2 separate regions of the Mus musculus genome follow, and region 2 is linked to region 1. Evidence: chromatin loops called from intact Hi-C (ENCODE). Cell type or tissue: gastrocnemius. All regions are shown on one strand. Each heading gives the region's core, and the rest is flanking DNA. Links, peaks and the distances in the headings are about the cores only. Region 1 holds the start of S1pr4 (sphingosine-1-phosphate receptor 4). Region 2 has its middle 6.0 kb from the start of Tle5.

Region 1 (8,327 bases), core at 129-8,128:
GTGGCAGGACTCTGGGGTCACCAGCGTGGACCAGGTACTGATGTTCATGGCCTCCCCCGGGGACAGACTGAGAGAGGCCTCCGCAGGGTGGAGTCACTGCCTGGCCTGGGTTTCCTGTTGTTTGAAATTTCCTGTTATGCTCAAGGTGCCCCAGAGTGGGTGGGGGTGAGGCCAGGGCAGGGAGGGGCATCCTGAGCAACTGTGGGTGTGACTCTGGGGGCTCTGAGCTAGAGAGCATGATCTCTCATGGCACCCCACCCAGGACCAAATTTCCCTCTTTGGATGGGAGGCAAGCACTAGATGGGGAGTCACTACTGGACAATGGGCATAGCCTGGCATCCAAGATCCCTCTGCCCACCCCCTTGTGCCCAACTGTTCCAACTGTATGCTTATATATACAGCAGGTGCCTAATAAGTATTTGTCAACTGTACACAGAAAGCGTGCCATAGGCAGAGGCAGGCGGATTTCTGAGTTCGAGGCCAGCCTGGTCTATAAAGTGAGTTCCAGGACAGCCAGGGCTACACAGAGAAACCCTGTCTCGAAAAACCAAAAAAAAAAAAAAAAAGGAAAAGACAGAATGTCATAAATGTTTGTCACTTGTATACACCAGCCAAGCCTTAATCAATGTCATCCAAACACATCAAGTACCACCCATGCATAACAGGTGCTTAATATCTTTTTAGAATTTTTGTTACATTTATTGATTGACTGTGTGTGTCCTTTCATGTGCTGGGGTCAGAGGGCAACTCACAGGAGTCCATTCTCCCCTTCTACCATGTGGGTCCTTAGAGCTTTGCCTCAGGCACCTTTACCCCTGAACTGTTCACTGGTGCTTAATCAGTGTTTGCTGTGTGTACACAGAAGGTGCTTAAAAAATGTGTCACATTGGGTGTAGCAGCACATGCCATTAGTATCAGTTCTTGGAAGGCAGAGGCAGGAGGACCTCTGTAAGTTCCAGGCCAGCCTGGGCTACATAATAGAGACACCCTGTCTAAAAAAAAAATACAAATACCTAATAATAATAATAATAATAATAATAATAATAATAATAAATATGTGCCACCAATACATAGTAGGTGCTTAAAATCACCTATTAAAGAAAAAGTCATCTGCACACACCAGGCGCTTAATAAGATTTTGTTGCCTGTACTAGGGATGCTTCATAGTGCTTGTCAACACACAGCAAACAGCAGGTGTCTAATCAATGTGCAAGGACACCTGTAGCTCCCCTGGCAGTGCCAACTCAGCCTCAGCCTACACAATTGTTCTGTGCTTTGACCCCAGCCTCAACCCCTTCCCTGCACTGAGCCCCAATCCCCAGTCTCAGCTCCTTCCCTGCACTGAGCCCCAATCCCAGCCTCAGCCCCTTCCTGCACTGAGCCCCAACCCTACCTGAGCACAGCTCTTGCTCTGTGCCATGACCCTGAAGAGACTTGATGTCAGACAGTGCACAAACTCTGGCCAGGGCCCCTCTGCACTGACTCCCCAAACCTCTACCCTATACTGAGCCTTTATCCCAGAATGAACCCTGAGCCTGAATAACATAGTCACAGACACAACATAGTGCTGACTAAAGGCCAACTCCAGCCAAGCCCATGACTGGGCCTCATGCACTGAGTTCAAGTGAGTACTGGGGTTCAGCATGAAGGAGGACTGAGCACAGCACCCCAGAATGAGTGCAGACAGAACGGTCACCTGCAGCCTGCTATGGAAGCTGATGTGGTATGAAGCAGGCACCATAACAGAACAGAAGATTACGAACACTTGACCTCCACAGCAGGCACTTAGTCAGTCTTCAAGAACAGCTCTCGCCAGGCGTGGTGGCGCACGCCTTTAATCCCAGCACTTGGGAGGCAAGGGCAGGCAGATTTCTGAGTTCGAGGCCAGCCTGGTCTACAGAGTAAGTTCCAGGACAGCCAGAGCTATACAGAGAAACCCTGTCTCAAAAAAACAAAAACAAAATAAAACAAACCAAAACCAAACCCCCAAAAAAGAACAGCTCTTTGCTCTTTGAGTATGTAACCAAGCTGGGCAAGTACCATCTCCCTGCCCGAAATGCACCCTGAAGACAGCACCAGGGCCCTTGTACAAGACAATACTCTGGGATGCTTCAGGTAGATGCAAAAATGTTGGCAGGCACAAAACAACAGTAGAGTCCAGCTTAGAATTCCTAAGACTCTGGCTGCCATCCCCAGCACCCAGACCAAGCCATTCTGTGTCTCAGAGTGAAGTACTATGCAGCAGTGTAAGGAGATATGTCTAAGGAAGCTGGAGGGAGTTCAGTTAGTAAAGTGCAGCTTACTCTGCATCTGGATTCTCCTGAGAACAGCCAGATCTCTAACTCCAGTGCTTGGAAGGCATGGGCGGGTTGTGGGGTGACTGGGTGACAGGGACACAAAACACAAGCGCAGATGACTCAGCTCTATACCCTAGTCTGTGATGTTTTCTTCAGTCGCTCCCTGGGTCTCTCACCGAACCTGGGGCTTGTTGATGAGCAGGGCAGTTGCCAACTCCTGCATTTTACCCTCCGAGCCACTCCAACCCCCTACTCCATTCTGTGCCTAGATTTGACATTGTCTCTGTGAGTCAATACCCTGGCCCTGGCCCCTGCCAGGCTCACAGTGAGAACACTGAGCTGTAATTTAGGACATGAAACTTGCAATCCTCCTGCCTCAGCGCCTGAGAGCTGAGATATTTCTCTCTTCCTCAGTTCCCTGATTGTTTGTTTTTAAATTACATTTATTTATCTGTGTGGGTAGGTGTGTCACCACCATGCACGCCTGAGGAGATAGAGAACTTCTCCTAGGACTCCGCTCCCTCTCTCTGTCCACTGAACAGGTCCTGAAGTCCAGTTGTCAGGCTTGGTGGCAAGGCACTCTCACCAGCCATCTTGCCGACCTCGGTTTCCCCTTTGGTAAGATGAAATGGTCCCCACAGGAAGATGTGAACAGGGCCCCTGGGAAGTCACAAGGTCCCGGACAGTTCTATCCGGTTTTGTTTGTTTTTGAAAACATGGTCCTGGAACTCACAGAAATCCTCCTGCCTCTGCCTCCGGAGCGCTGGGGTTAAAGACCCGGCTCATGTCCTTTCTCCAACAACTAGAAGAAGGGCGAGGGAATAAATTACAGGGGAGCTGGGCTTGGGGGCCCAGTAGGAAGCAGGGACTCTCTCCCTGTGGGCTGGCTTCCCCACTTGGCAGCTCCTGGACCTGCAGTTCCACGCGCGGCCACCAGGGGGAGGTATGTCCTCGCCACGACCGCGTCGCGCTTGGGGTTCCCTGTCCCGCGTCACAGCAGGTTGATCTCGTCCAGGTACCGGGCCAGCACCGAGTCCCGCACGTCCTTGAACACGCTGCGGACGCTTTGCGTGTCCGTGGCACAGGTGAAGTGTGCGAAGAAGCGGCGCGCGCGGGAGCCTTTCCTGCCACCGTCCTGGGGCTCTGCGCAGCTCGCGTACACGCGCGCATACATGTCCAAGATGAAGCTCTTGGCGGCCTCTGCGTCTCGCCGGGGTCCTGCAGAGAGGGAGAGGGGTTGAGTGGGCTCCCTTTTATAGCCCAGGCTGGCCGCAAACTCCCTACATAGCCCGGGATTACCCTGGTTTCCCTAAATAGCCCAGGCTGCCCTCCAGGTCAGTCTGTAGCCCTGGCTGACTTTGAACTCTTGATCTCCTCAGAGCTGGATGATGGGTGAGCGGCATCAAGCCTGGTTTGTGTAGTGCTGGGGATTCAACTCAGGTCTTTGTGACAGCTCTGGGGATCCTTCACTAGGCGGGGATGGGGGCGCAGAGCCACTCAGGCCATCCTTACTGAAGACAGGCGCCATGTGTGTCAGTCCCTGAAATGGCGCTGTCAGGCTCAGCTTGAGGACTCAAGTGCTAAGATGGGAGAGGCCGCCCGCAGTGGGAACTCTGTGGGCTCGAATCCTGCTTCCAGGACAAAGGCAATGGCTCAGAGGATAAGAGTGCTTGCTGCCAAGCCTGGGAACCTGAGTTCGAATCCCTAGCATTCAAGAAAAACAGGAGTGTGCCTATGCATGTGCCTATAACTTCAGTTCTGGGAGTAGGGGTATGGAAGCAGGGACTCCGGAAGGAGGCAAAAATGGACAGAGTAGGACTCAGGCAGCCTCCATGTGTCCCACGCCTGCTTCAATTCCTCTCTGGCTCAACTGCCAGCCAGTGGCTGCCCCTCTCTGTGCCTCGATTTCTCCATCTCTGCAATGGGCACATCCTGCTCTATGGACGTGCTTTCTTTTTCTTTGAATCTGACCAGAGTGCCATGAGTTTTCCTTTGTGTTACTTTCTCTGTGTGTGGTTGGGTGCATGGATGTGTGTACACTCAGGTGCAGGGCAGAGGGATGCCTTGGCTGTGGTTCTTTTCTGAGTCAGAGCCTCACAGAACTTGGAGCTCACTAATTGGCTAGGCAGTATACCTGGTGATGCTGGAGGGATCCTCCTGGATCAGCCCAACACCATGCCAACTGAACTATTTGTGATGAACCCAGGTCCCTATGCTTGCATGTGCCACACCCTTTACTCACTGAGCCAAGAGCAATGCCTCTTCAGATTCAAGGTTTCAATCTTTTGTTTCCCTATGACGGGGTATCTCTGTGTAGTCCTGGCTTTTCTGGAACTCACACTTTAGACCAGGCTGGTCTTGAACTCACAGATCCTCCTTCATCTGTCTACTGAGTGCTGGGATAAAAGGTGTGTGCCACCACTCCCTGAGTTTAAGTTGTTTCCTGGCAATATTGGGAATAGAGACCAGGGTCTCTCACTTGCTAGGCAAGCACCCTGCTGTTGAGCCACATCCTTAGGTATTTTTAGACTTTTAAAGCAAGTAACTAGGAAAAAATTGTCAGTTTGGGCTTTGTTTCCAGTGACATGGCTAAATGCACCAAGAAGATAGGGCTTGTCAGAAATACGGGACCTGCTATGGTGCCTCCCTCCGGAAAATGGTGAAGAAAATTGAAATCAGCCAGCACTCCAAGTAAACTTGCTCCTTCTGGGATAAGACCAAGATGAAGAGATGAGCTTTTGGCATCTGGCATTGAGGTTCCTGCATGAAAACAGTGGCCAGCGGGTGCCTGGATCTACAACACCACCTCTGCAGTCACAGTGAAGTCTGCCATCAGAAAACCGAAGTAACTGAAAGACCATAGAAGCCCTAACGTCTGAGACTCGCCTAGCCCACAATAAATGGGTTAATTTACATAACAAAAAGGAAAGAAAGAGAGAGAGAGAGAGAGAAAGAGGGAAAGAAAGAAAGAAAGAAAGAAAGAAAGAAAGAAGGAAGGAAGGAAGGAAAGAAAGAAAGAAAGAAAGAAAGAAAGAAAGAAAGAAAGAAAGAAAGAAAGGAAGAAAGGAAGGAAAGGAAAGAAAAAGAAAAAATTGTCAGAGAACACAAAACACGGGAGGAAATGTCAGCGGTAAATAAGGTTTTTGGATCTGTCCATGGTGTTTGAATGAGCGCTGTCCCCACAGGCTGGTGTGTTGATGCTTGGTCCCCAGTTTGTGGACCTGTTTGGAGAGGATGAGGAGGTATGGCCTTCTTGGAGGAGGTGTGGCCTGGTTGTAAATGTGTGGCTCTATTTTAGGAGGTGTGGTCTTGTTGTGGGGGCGTGGTCTTTTGTAGGGGTGTGGCCTAGTTGGAAGAGGTGTGTCACTGGGGATTCCAAGGCCATCAGTTGCCAGGTTTCGTCTCCTTCTCTCTCTGCCTGCTTCTGACAGTCGCTCTGGGTGTGGAGCTCTCCACTACTGCTCAGCGCCGTGCTTGTCCTCTTCCCGCCATGATGGTTACAGACTAACCCTCTGAGTTTCGGAGGTAAACGAACCAGTGATAAAACACTTCCTTTACCCGAGTTGCTGTGGTCATGGAATAGATCAGTGACTGAAGCACTGTGCCAGCCCGATGGTGTAAACAGTCCGTCCAAACCACCCATTTCCTCCGCCCAGCCTCTTGAGGCCACAGCCTGGTTCTCGAGATGTCTCAGCTAAGACAGGGCTGGGACAGCATAGCAGGGCTTTTAGAAGCTCTCAGCTGCAATAAAGCCAGTGTCAAATTCCCATAGCAGAGGTCACCAGAGTTGAATGTGAGTGACATTTGACCTGGCATCAAGCATGGATTGTTGAAGGGGCTGAGACAAAAGTCTCCCCCAGAATCTTATCTGCCCAGCATTGTAGATCATTGCCTGATTCCCAGTGGGTGTTTCATGCTCACCAGTTTTGGATCTCAGGTCTCCTAAGTTGGCAGGAAACTCAGTTCTGTTGGTTTAGGGCCCTGGGCACTGTCCTCTGCCCCAGCAGCCACAAGATGTGAGAGAGCTTGGCTCCAAGATGGCCGGTGCTGCCTCCTCCTGCCCTCCACAGTTAGGTAGAGCAGCTTCCCCCAGTGCTAAACCTGCCTCGGTCAACCGACTGTGATGGATGTGACCCAAACTTCCCTGAGACTTGATCATGAGAGGCAGTCTCCACCTAGGCGAAAGTCTGGCCACCCTGAGTCACCACTGTGACAGAGCTGGAATGGACATCGAATGCCAGAATGGGGGAAGACAGCAAGCCTCGGTCAGTGCATGCAGCACAGGGCAGCTGGGAGATGGCACCCAGTGCCTCTGGTCCCAGCCACCAACCAGTCTTAACCTCACTCAGCAAATCCCCAATCCCTGACCTGGGCATCTGTGACCCCAGTGCACAGGAGGAAGATCTGAGTTCTAGGCCAGCCCTGTCTACAGAATTACAGAATTGAAGGCTAGTCAGAGCTATGCAGTGAGACCCTACCTCAAAAAGGAGAGAGAGAGAGAGAGAGAGAGAGAGAGAGAGAGAGAGAGAGAGAACCAAAACCTGACCATGAGACCTTGAGCCAGGCAAACCAGCCGGTTCAAGCCGGGATGGTGTCCTCAGCAACAGAGAGAGGATCCTTCTAACACTGTGTGTTCCCAGGGCTCCAAATGCTACGTCCCTTCCAAGATGGATCTGAGGGAGGGCAAACGCAGTCCCCACCTAGCTGCTTCAGCCTGCCTTGCTTTGTGGAAGGTGAGTTTTCAATACTATTTATGTGTGTCATACATTTCTGCACCAATATGCAGCTGAGTGTGGGTAGTCATGGTGCACGCCTTTAATCCCAACATCTGGGGGCAGAGGCAGGCAGATCTCTGAATTTGAGGCCAGCCTGGTCTACAGACTGAAGTCCAGTACAGCCAGGGCTACAGAGAAACCCTGACTCAGAAAACAAAAAAGCAAAAAACAAAAACAAAACCCAAAAAGGTTACACAAAAAAGAAAGGTTACACAAATGAGATAAAATACAGACGTTATGGGGCTGGAGAGATGGCTCAGCAGTTAAGAGCACTGACTGCTCTTCCAGAGGTCCTGAGTTCAATTCCCAGCAACCACATGGTGGCTCACAACCATCTGTAATGGGATTCAAAGCACTCTTGTAGTGTGTCTGAAGACAGCAACAGTGTACTCATATAAATAAAAATAAAAACATCTTTTTTAAAAAATAGAGACGTTGCTGAAAAAGGATTGATTGATGGAGCTATGACATCTATAGTATAGGATAAGTGAGGGAGGATTGGCCCCTGGACGGAGAAGCTGGATTTAAATCTCCCAGTGAAGGGCTGGGGGTGTGGTCGGGGGTGGAGCCCCACTTAAGATCTTCCAGTGCGGTGGGGGGAGGGCTGGGGGCGTGGTCAGGGTGGCACCCCACCTAGAATCCCCCAGTGAGGGGACTGGGGGCATGGTCAGGGAGAAGCCCCACCTAGAATCCCCCCAGTGCTGGGCTGGCAAGGTGGTGTGGGTGGAGCCCTGCCTAGAATCCCCCACTGATGGGGCTGGGGGCGTGGTCAAGGTGGAACCACTGCCCATCATGTTCAAGGTCATGCAGTTCCACCCCTGTCTCAAACACAGAAACAGATTTTATTTTTTGTTTTGTGTTTTTTGTTTTTGTTTTTGTTTTTTCAAGACAGGGTTTCTCTGTGTAGCCCTGGCTGTCCTGGAACTCACTCTGTAGACCAGGCTGGCCTCGAACTTAGAAATTCGCCTGCCTCTGCCTTCCAAGTGCTGGAATTAAAGGCGTGTGCCACCACCGCCCAGCCAGAAACAGATTTTTATAGAATCTTTTCTCATTCAATGGCATGTGCTAAGAGCATCGTCTTAATTTCCATTCCAGAGAGGGAGAAACTGAAGCCCATGAGGTCAGGTCTATCAGAAGGAACAGAAGAGTTCCATTCTCTTTGAAGCTTTTGCTGACTCATCTTAAGGGCTGAGCCTTGGAGAAGGTTCTCCCCGGGGAGCTACTTTTGGGAGGTGAAAGATATAGAATGTTGTGG
Region 2 (8,327 bases), core at 199-8,198, 50 kb after region 1:
CTAGGAGTCCCAGAGGGCAGGCTTTCCCCGTCCTGCCAGAATTAAAGCATCTTTAGTTCTCTCCTTTACTTTTACGGTTTTTTTTTTCCTTTTTAAAAAAATCTCAAGACAAGATCTCACTATACAGCCCAGGCTGGTCTGGAACTCACAGTGATTCTCCTGCCTCTGCCTCTCAAGTGTTGAGATGACCACCTTGAGCCACATGTCTGGCTATGGCTCTCTGGGCTTTGTGCACGTGTGTACATCAGGAGCACGAAGGGTGATTCTTCAGTGTCAGTGACAGTGTCAGTCAGCAGTGCTGTCAGCAGGAGACTCACCCCAGCCTGATGCCACTAACACCACAGGAAGGGGCAGAGGCTACATCGGGAAGGTGGGTGGGGATGGCTGCCGAGGTTCCGGGGTCCATCCCAGTGCATATAAACCAGCTGTGAGTACACTGCTCACTGGGAGGCAGGCCGGTAAACCAATGTCATCATCATCTACATGGTAAGTTTGGGGTTTGCCTGAGCTACATGAGCTAGCCTAAGCTAACATGAACTACATGAGACCCTGTCTCAGGAACTCTGATAGTGGCAGAGACAAAACTCCTCTGTGATCAGTTACAGCTTCATTCGTAAACCCCAAATAGGAACAGCCAGTGTTTGTGGTGATGGATGGGGAAGTGGTACAGTCCCTCACCCACTGGAGTGAATGGGAGCAAGGCTGTGACACCCCATGGCACGGAGGGACCTTGGAAGACACGATGGAACTGGCTGAAGATGGGATGTTCTACATCAGCTAGCTGAACAATCTGAAGTACACCAAGGGCACTAACGTCACAGTCTGCAATGTGAATTTCACTTTTGAATTATACTTTAAAAAATACACCAGTAAATCAGGTGGTCCCAGGTATGTGGAAGGCTGAGGCAAGAGAGTAGCAGCGAGTTTGAGGAAGTGAGGGCCTTTCTGGTAGATTGTCTACAAGATTGTCTCGGGCAAGAGCTCACAGCCTGGGCAAAGGCCCTGGGTCAGGACAAGCCTGTGCTGAGCACCCCAGGGCTCCTGTGGCTGCACAGGGGAGGAGGGAGGCAGGCAGGGAGGAAGGCAGCAGGGACTGGGCTTTGACCCGGACAAAGGTGGTCTAGGAGGATGCTGACGCCTATGGTGCCCTCTGGTGGCCGCTGTGGAAAGGCCAGCTATGGCAGAGCTGCTAGCCTGATGGAGAGGATCACCCAGTTCCTGGTTCAAATCTCAGCTTTCTCTTTTTGTTCTCCCAACTCCATGTTATTGGAATATCAACTCAAATCGAGAGGCCGGCCTCAGCGCCTCCATTTCCTGCCTCCAAGAGCTTCAAGGCCAAGCGTTCCTTTCCAGGCCCAGCCACAGCTTGCACTTGCAGAGAGATGGGGAGAATGAGGGGTGCAGATTTTGTTTTGCTTTTTTTTTTTTTGGCAGGTCTCACTATGTATCCCTGGCTATTCTGGACTTGCTATTGTAGACCAGGGTGGCCTTGAACCCACGGAGCTCTGCCTGCTTCTGCGTCCTGAGCAGGTATAGGCATTACTCACTTCCTCCATTTCTCACACTCACTGCAATCCTCCTACCACAGCAGCAGCAGCAGCCACCTCGACATCCACCCTCCAAGGACTGTTTCTCCTTTTATTCTCCCAGCTTCCTTTGAGACCCGACCCAACCTGGCTTCCTTCAGGACAAGGACAGTAAACCCACACACAGCATGTCCCCAGCTTCCAGCTTTGGGCCAGGTAACTGGAGGTGGCCAGTCAGTGACCCATCTAGCTCCTTCATGGGTTGCCTCCTTAGACAGGCTGCCCTAACATCAATTTTTAAAAAAGATTTATTTATTATTACATGTAAGTACACTGTAGCTGTCTTCAGATACACCAGAAGAGGATGTCAGACTTCATCACGAATGGTTGTGAGCCACCATGTGGTCGCTGGGATTCGAACTCAGGACTTTCGGAAGAGCAGTCAGTGCTCTTAACCACTGAGCCATCTCACCAGCCCATGAACTCACATACTTGCTTCAAAAACTTTAACTCAAATGTTTCTTCTTCTAAGTAGCTGTCTTCAGTGTTACTCTGTGAGATATTTAATCTACCTCCCCATGAATTCATCTAGGCCCAATCTTTCCTTCCACTCCAGCCCAGAATCACCAGGCTTCCAGTAAGAACAAGACCTGCCTCAAGTCTCTCATACAGCTTGCCCTGTAGCTCCTACCGTACTGCTTGGAATAAATTCAAGGCCTAGAATCCCCCAGTGAGGGGCTGGGGTATGGTGGGGAGAGGATTGGCTCAACCCCCAGTGAACTGGGAGAGCTCCTGGCATGAAATGGGTGGAAGCCTGGGTTTAGTTAGCTCAACACCCTGCAGAACCCAAGATATACCACTAGGGACAACCTAGCCCAGTGTCTACATCACCCTGAAGGACCCCCTGGACTCGCCTTCTAGGCCATGCTGCGTCAGTCTGAAGCACCCTGAGGGAGCCCGTGCTCACCAAGCCTGGAAATGACATCAGCACCCGCCAGGCCTTCCACAGGTGGGGTTTGGGGGAGGGGTGACAGTCAAATCTGGGAAGCTGCTGCCCCCGTGTGGCCCGTACTAGAAACTTCGCCTTCTGTGACTATCCGGCATTTTATCAATTTTGATGTTAAAAAATTGGGTGCGGCCCTGGCCACCGGCTCCGGATCCTGGAACTGGGATTTCACCTGAGTCCCAGGGGAGGCGTCACTACAGGACCAGCTCAGTCCCTGTGTGGGTCCTGGGTGCTGAGCATAAAGGTCTCTAGGGATGGCCATCTGTAGCTCCATCCAGGTCTGGCCCTGTTTTAGGAATTAATGTATGTGGAGAATTGGCTGGTTGTGGGTTCTTTGCAAATTAAAAATTCAAGTTTCTGAGTCTTTAACTTGGGCCTAACACCCATTTCATAGAAAAAGATACAAAGGGACGGAGCTGTGTGCTTTCAAGATTAACTCAAAAAGAGAAGTGATGCGGTGTGGATAGACGCACAAGAAGGATTATGGGAAGCGGGTGACATGGCCATCACAGGTGAGCAATCCCCCTCAGAAGCCACTGGCTCCCAAAACACTTGGGCAACAATAACATGGCTCACTGGAGTTCTCAAGATCCCAGAGCCATGAGCTGGGGAAATGTGTGCTGGGCAAACCTGAGGACCATAGTTCGAATCCCTGCCTTCCCAGCACACACCCTTAAGTCTAATGGCACACAGTATGACCATCAAACATTCCCAGCAGGACGTGAGCAGGCCAGTGCCAGCACTTGGAGATACCAGTTCACCTTGTGATTGGCTCTCCTAGGCCAGGATCCAGGTTGAATGTCACTTTTCCCAGGAAGCTGTATGTCTTTAGAGCGCTGTGTTGACCTCTCTGAGCCCCTCAGACCGCCTTTTGGCAGCCAAAGCTGCTTACTGAGAAAATTCTCAACTTTAAGTTATAGACCTCATCATGCTGAGCCTACTGTTGCAAAGGAAGTACAGTCCGAATTCCCTCGGGATGGCTGACACTAGATGTGTAAGCTTAATGGGGGGTCTGGGGAAGCCCCCTCTGTCCTCACTGGCAGTCAGCTCAAGATGTTCCTTCCCTGACTAAATGCCTGTGTTTTGAATGCAGAGTATGATGGCACAGGCCTTTAATCCCAGCACTCAGGAGGCAGGGGCGGGGGCGGGGGCAGGGGCATCTCTGTAAATTCAAGGCCAGCCTGGTCTACAGATTGAGCTCCAGGAGCCAGGGCTTCACAGAAAAACCCTGTCTCAAAAAACAAATCAAAGCCGGACAGTGGTGGCGCACGCCTTTAATCCCAGCACTTGGGAGGCAGAGGCAGGTGGGTTTCTGAGTTCGAGGCCAGCCTGGTCTACAGAGTGAGTTCTACGACAGCCAGAGAAACCCTGTCTCCCCCCACCCACCCACCCCCCCAAAAAAAAAAAATCCAAACCAAACCAACCACAAAAAATGATGCACTGTGGTCTCTAAGATATTTTGGGTTTTGTTTGTTTAAGGTTTTAAATTCTTTTATGTTGAAGATTTATTTATTTTTATTTTATTTGTGTTTGCCTGCATGTTTGTACATGCTGTGCATGCAGTACCCACAGTGGCCAGAAGAGGGTGTCATGTCCTCAGGAGCTGTCGTTACAGACAATTGTGAACCCCATGTGAGTGCTACGAACTGAGCCCCATCCTCTGTGGGAGTATCCGGTGCTGTAGCCACTGAGCAGTCCCCTCCAGCTCCCTCTCTTTTTTTCTGGGCCTAGAGTATAGCAGTGAAGCCGAGCCAGCCAGGGTTCCCCAGGGCTCCCCAGGGCTTCCCTTGCGGTCCCTCCTGCCACCTGAAACAGCATCTGGGCCACAAGCCCAGCTATTTGTCACTCTGAACCTGGGTCCTTGTGGGCCCGTGATAAGCCCTCTACCCACTCAGCAAACTTTCCATCCACAAAGTTTTTGGGTTTTGAAACAGGTCTTGTGTTGTTCAGGCTGGCTCCAAGCTCAGTTAAGGAGCAAAGGATGCCCCTGAGTTCCTGATTCTTCTGCCTCTGCCTCCTTGATTCTCTGCCTCCCATAGGCCCAAACAGAGGCCTAGAGATGGGCATCGCCTCCCTCTAGGTGTTGGCTGCTGAGCACCTCAGAGACCAACGAAAACCATCTGGGAGCCCAGGCCTTTCTGTTCCCCAAATAACCCCAAGTGTCTCAAGAGACACACTCAACCTCAGAAATACAACGACAGCCCCCCTGGGAGGCTGGGCAAGACCTTAAAAGCCCTTAAGCACCCCAGGTGACTCCCTGATCTGAGGTGCCAGCTCCCCCGAGTGGGTCAGGTATCCCTGAGCAGAGAGAAATCTCAAAAACATAAGACATTGTCCCTGAGGACATGGGGGGGATGGGATCTAGGCAGGAAGGGATTCCAGTCCCCTCAGCCAGGCCACAGGCTCCTGTCAGCCTCTGCTGCCCCACATACCCAGGAGGATACCAGACTCCACCCCCCAGTGCTGCATAAACCAGGTGTGGAGGCAAGGGCCTCAGATGTTCAAAGTCAGCCTCAGCTACAAAAGGAGTTGGGGGCCAGCCTGGGCTACACGAACCCTGTCTCAAAAAGAAAAACAAAAAACAAAAAAACAAAATAAAACCAAGCATTTTGAGCGTTGGTCCTTGGCTGAGGTTTTGGAGATGAAAGGAATGAAGGCAGGATGGGCAAATTTAATACCTTCCTGGACATGGTATTTACATTACAACAGGTGGGGAGGGCAGAGGTCACAGCCACCACTGCCTGGGAGCTGGGTCAAGGCTGAGTGGTGGAGGACTGGAAACTCCAAGGTGAGCCAAAGATGGGATGGTATGTGGTCAGTTGGTTTTTGTTGTTGTTGTTTAAAGTACTGGGGACCCCAGGGATCTATGCTCACTCAGAGAAAACCACCCCCATCCCCCCCCACCCCCCCCACCCCCACAGCCTTGAAGTCTCAGCTGAAGGACTCACTCGGTTCTCCCAGACTTGCTTTACATTCACTAAGTAGCTGAGAAGGACTCCACCATGCTCAAAAAGGAGGAAAATGAGGGCTGGAGAGATGGCTCAGCGGTTAAGAGCACTGCTTTTCCGAAGGTCCTGAGTTCAATTCCCAGCAACCACATGGTGGCTCACAACCATCTTTAATGGGATCCGACGCCCTCTTCTGGTGTGTTGGAAGACAGGTACAGTGTATTCATATACATAAAATAAATAAATCTTAAAAAAAAGGAAGAAAATGTATATAAAGTCCTAAAAATACTGACTATAAGCACATCCAGTCTTGACTCTGCCTGGATTCCACAAAACAAAACAAAACAAAACAAACAAACAAACAAACAAACAAACAAAAACCCAAACCACCCACAGCCTTTGTGCAAAGGCCCTGAGGCAGGGTCGTTGGAGGAGCAGAGGAGCAGCTCTCTGGGGCACAGGGAGAGCAGTGTCAGGGAGAGGAAGGCATGGGTAGGGGTGGGATGGGAAGACAGGTGAGCGCCTCCTCAGGTTGAAGGCTGCACACCCTCACACAGAAGGTAAATGCTCACAGAGGGGGCAAATGGGAAAGACTCCATTTTGGAAGTGATCCCTTGGGGCAGCCTCTGCCTTGGGGAACTCAGCCCATGTGAAGACCCACAGTCAGGCCAGGGTGGCCGGCCTGAAGCTCTAGACCTGATGGACAGACGAGCCCCACTCCTACCTCACCCTCTTCACAGAGGGAGGCCTTGCTGCCCAGCGGCTGCCTGCCCGTTTGCCCTGACCTGTCACTCACACTGGGTCCTCTATCCATCATTCACCATGGAGGCCTGTGCTCTCCCATGTGGCTTGTTGGTCATTTGTATCCCAGCCAGAAGAGACGTGAGTATCCCACTATTGGATACTTGAGACAGGTCATCACAGTGAGTGGCCCCGAGGACCCAAAGCTGAGGACTGAGTATGTGGGTGTCAGGGGAGGCAGGACTCCCACAGTCCAGGCCGCAAACTGTTCTATTTTGAGTGGCAGGTTGACAGCCCCCATTCTGGGATTTTTAGGTGAGGTTCTTTTGGGAGGGTCTCATGTAGCCCAGGCTAGCCTGAGACAAACTGTTTTGAGTGATGGCTCTGACCTCCTGACCTACTTGCTTCCACAGACAGTTTTCTGTGGTGCATGCTGGGTGCACTCTGCCCAGTGAACCCAGGTTTTAGCTGGGGGTGACAGTGATGTCACAGGACTTGATGCCTGGGGACATGTATCACTCTTCACATGGAGTGAGTGGAAGCCAGGCATAGTGGCCAGCACTGGCAAAGCCCAGGACACCCACAGAATTCAAAGGACAAGGCTGACAGAGAACCCCCCTCTCTCTAGCACCTCACAGGGTGCCCAGCTCCTTCTGGGTAATAGCTCAACTCCTAATTCCCAGAATGCAGTTCACTCCAGCCAATGTCCTGGAGTCACCTGCCATCATGCCCAACCCTGCAAATGGGCCCAGTACAATGAAACGGAGACTACATCTGCCCCTTTGCCAACTGCTGTGTGATTTTGGCCATGTCAACTCCCCTCTCTGAGCCTCTAGTTCTTCATTCTCTTAGGGACACTGGTAGCTCCTTCCCATTCAGGTGTTTAAGCCAGAGCCTGGTGCAGACAGAGGGAACTGGAGAGATGGTCCAGTGGTTACAGCACCATCTGTGACTCTAGCTCCAGGGAACCCAACGCCCCCTCTGGCCATTGTGGGAAGTGCATGCATGTGGTGCACATAGACGTGCATGCAGGGATGCATGAAATAAATAAAAAACAGAAACAAAAACAAGAATGTCCTGACAGAGTCAGGTTGCATGGCCCAAGCCTGTTATCCTAGCTTTTGCAGGGGCTGAGGCAGAAGAATCCCACGTTCAAAGACAGCCTGGGCAGCTTAGTGAGACCCAGCCTGAAAACGGAGAGTACATAGTAAGAGGTTGGAGCAGACCATCCCAGACCTCCTAACCTGTCATGCATGAGGGAGAGTCCTGGGACATCACAGCCAATAAGTTAGTTTATATGTCAGCTCACGCATTAAACACATCTTGACAATAATTCTCTCCTTCCCTGTATGCTATAAAAAATTACTTGTCTTGGGGAAGAGGGCTGTGATTGGGATATAAAATGAATAAATGAATTAATGAATAAATAAATAATTAAATAAAGGGAAAGGAAAAATTGCTTGTTTGTTGTTTATTCATCCACCCACCCACTCACCCACCCATCTATACATTCATCCAACCATCCATCCATCCATCCATCCATCCATCCATCCATCCATCCATCGGCTTTTTGGGGTCTCACTGTGTAGTACTGGCTGTCCTAGAGAGGTCTCCGTAGACCAGGTTGGCCTTGAACTCACTACCTCTTCCTCTTGAGTGATGAGACTTAAAAGACATGTGCCACCACTGCTCAGATGATAAACAAACAAACAAACAAATGCCTGTCTCAAAAACAGCAGCCATGGTGATTCCTGGGCCCGCAGTGGCCTGCCCTGCTCTCCAGTGTCCGGCCTGTGTCTGGGCCTCCCTCAGTGGTGTCCCATCCTCTTAAGCTGCTGAGTCTGGCCGGGCAGTGGTGGCGCACGCCTTTACTCCCAGCACTCAGAAGGCAGAAGCAGGCAGATTTCTGAGTTCGAGGCCAGCCTGGTCTACAGAGTGAGTTCCAGGACATCCAAAGCTACACAGAGAAACCCTGTCTCAAAAAAACAAAAAGAAAAAAAAAAAAAAAAAAAAAAGAAAGAAAAAAGCTGCTGAGTCTGGTACTCAGCACTAGACTAACTAAGTAACTAAGTAACTACTTAGTAGTTACTACAAGATAAACTGTGC

What was found. Peaks named below come from ENCODE experiments on the same cell type or tissue, not always from the same donor. Only the 100,000 strongest peaks of a DNase experiment are listed, where the experiment ranks them.
Region 2: a loop joins it to region 1, with 4 times the contacts of the local background. A loop is called at or near these places in 17 of 42 quality-filtered maps.

Annotation. Positions count from the first base shown.
Region 1 is chr10:81,499,591-81,507,917 of GRCm38, forward strand. S1pr4 (sphingosine-1-phosphate receptor 4) reads right to left here and starts at 547. Exons shown (of 1, transcript NM_010102.2): 1 at 1-547. The coding sequence starts at 48. Gna15 (guanine nucleotide binding protein, alpha 15) reads right to left here. Exons shown (of 7, transcript NM_010304.3): 7 at 2,723-3,515. The coding sequence ends at 3,289. In gastrocnemius, for the core only: no CTCF peak of the experiment used is centred there; a DNase peak (open chromatin) is centred at 3,242; H3K4me3 peaks cover 852 bases; H3K27ac peaks cover 1,441 bases.
Region 2 is chr10:81,549,281-81,557,607 of GRCm38, forward strand. No RefSeq gene overlaps it. Among named protein-coding and RNA genes, the nearest start is that of Tle5, 6.0 kb to the right of the region's middle. In gastrocnemius, for the core only: CTCF peaks have their summits at 1,173 (motif pointing left), 4,106 (motif pointing right) and 7,188; DNase peaks (open chromatin) are centred at 1,144 and 2,538; H3K4me3 peaks cover 777 bases; H3K27ac peaks cover 1,418 bases.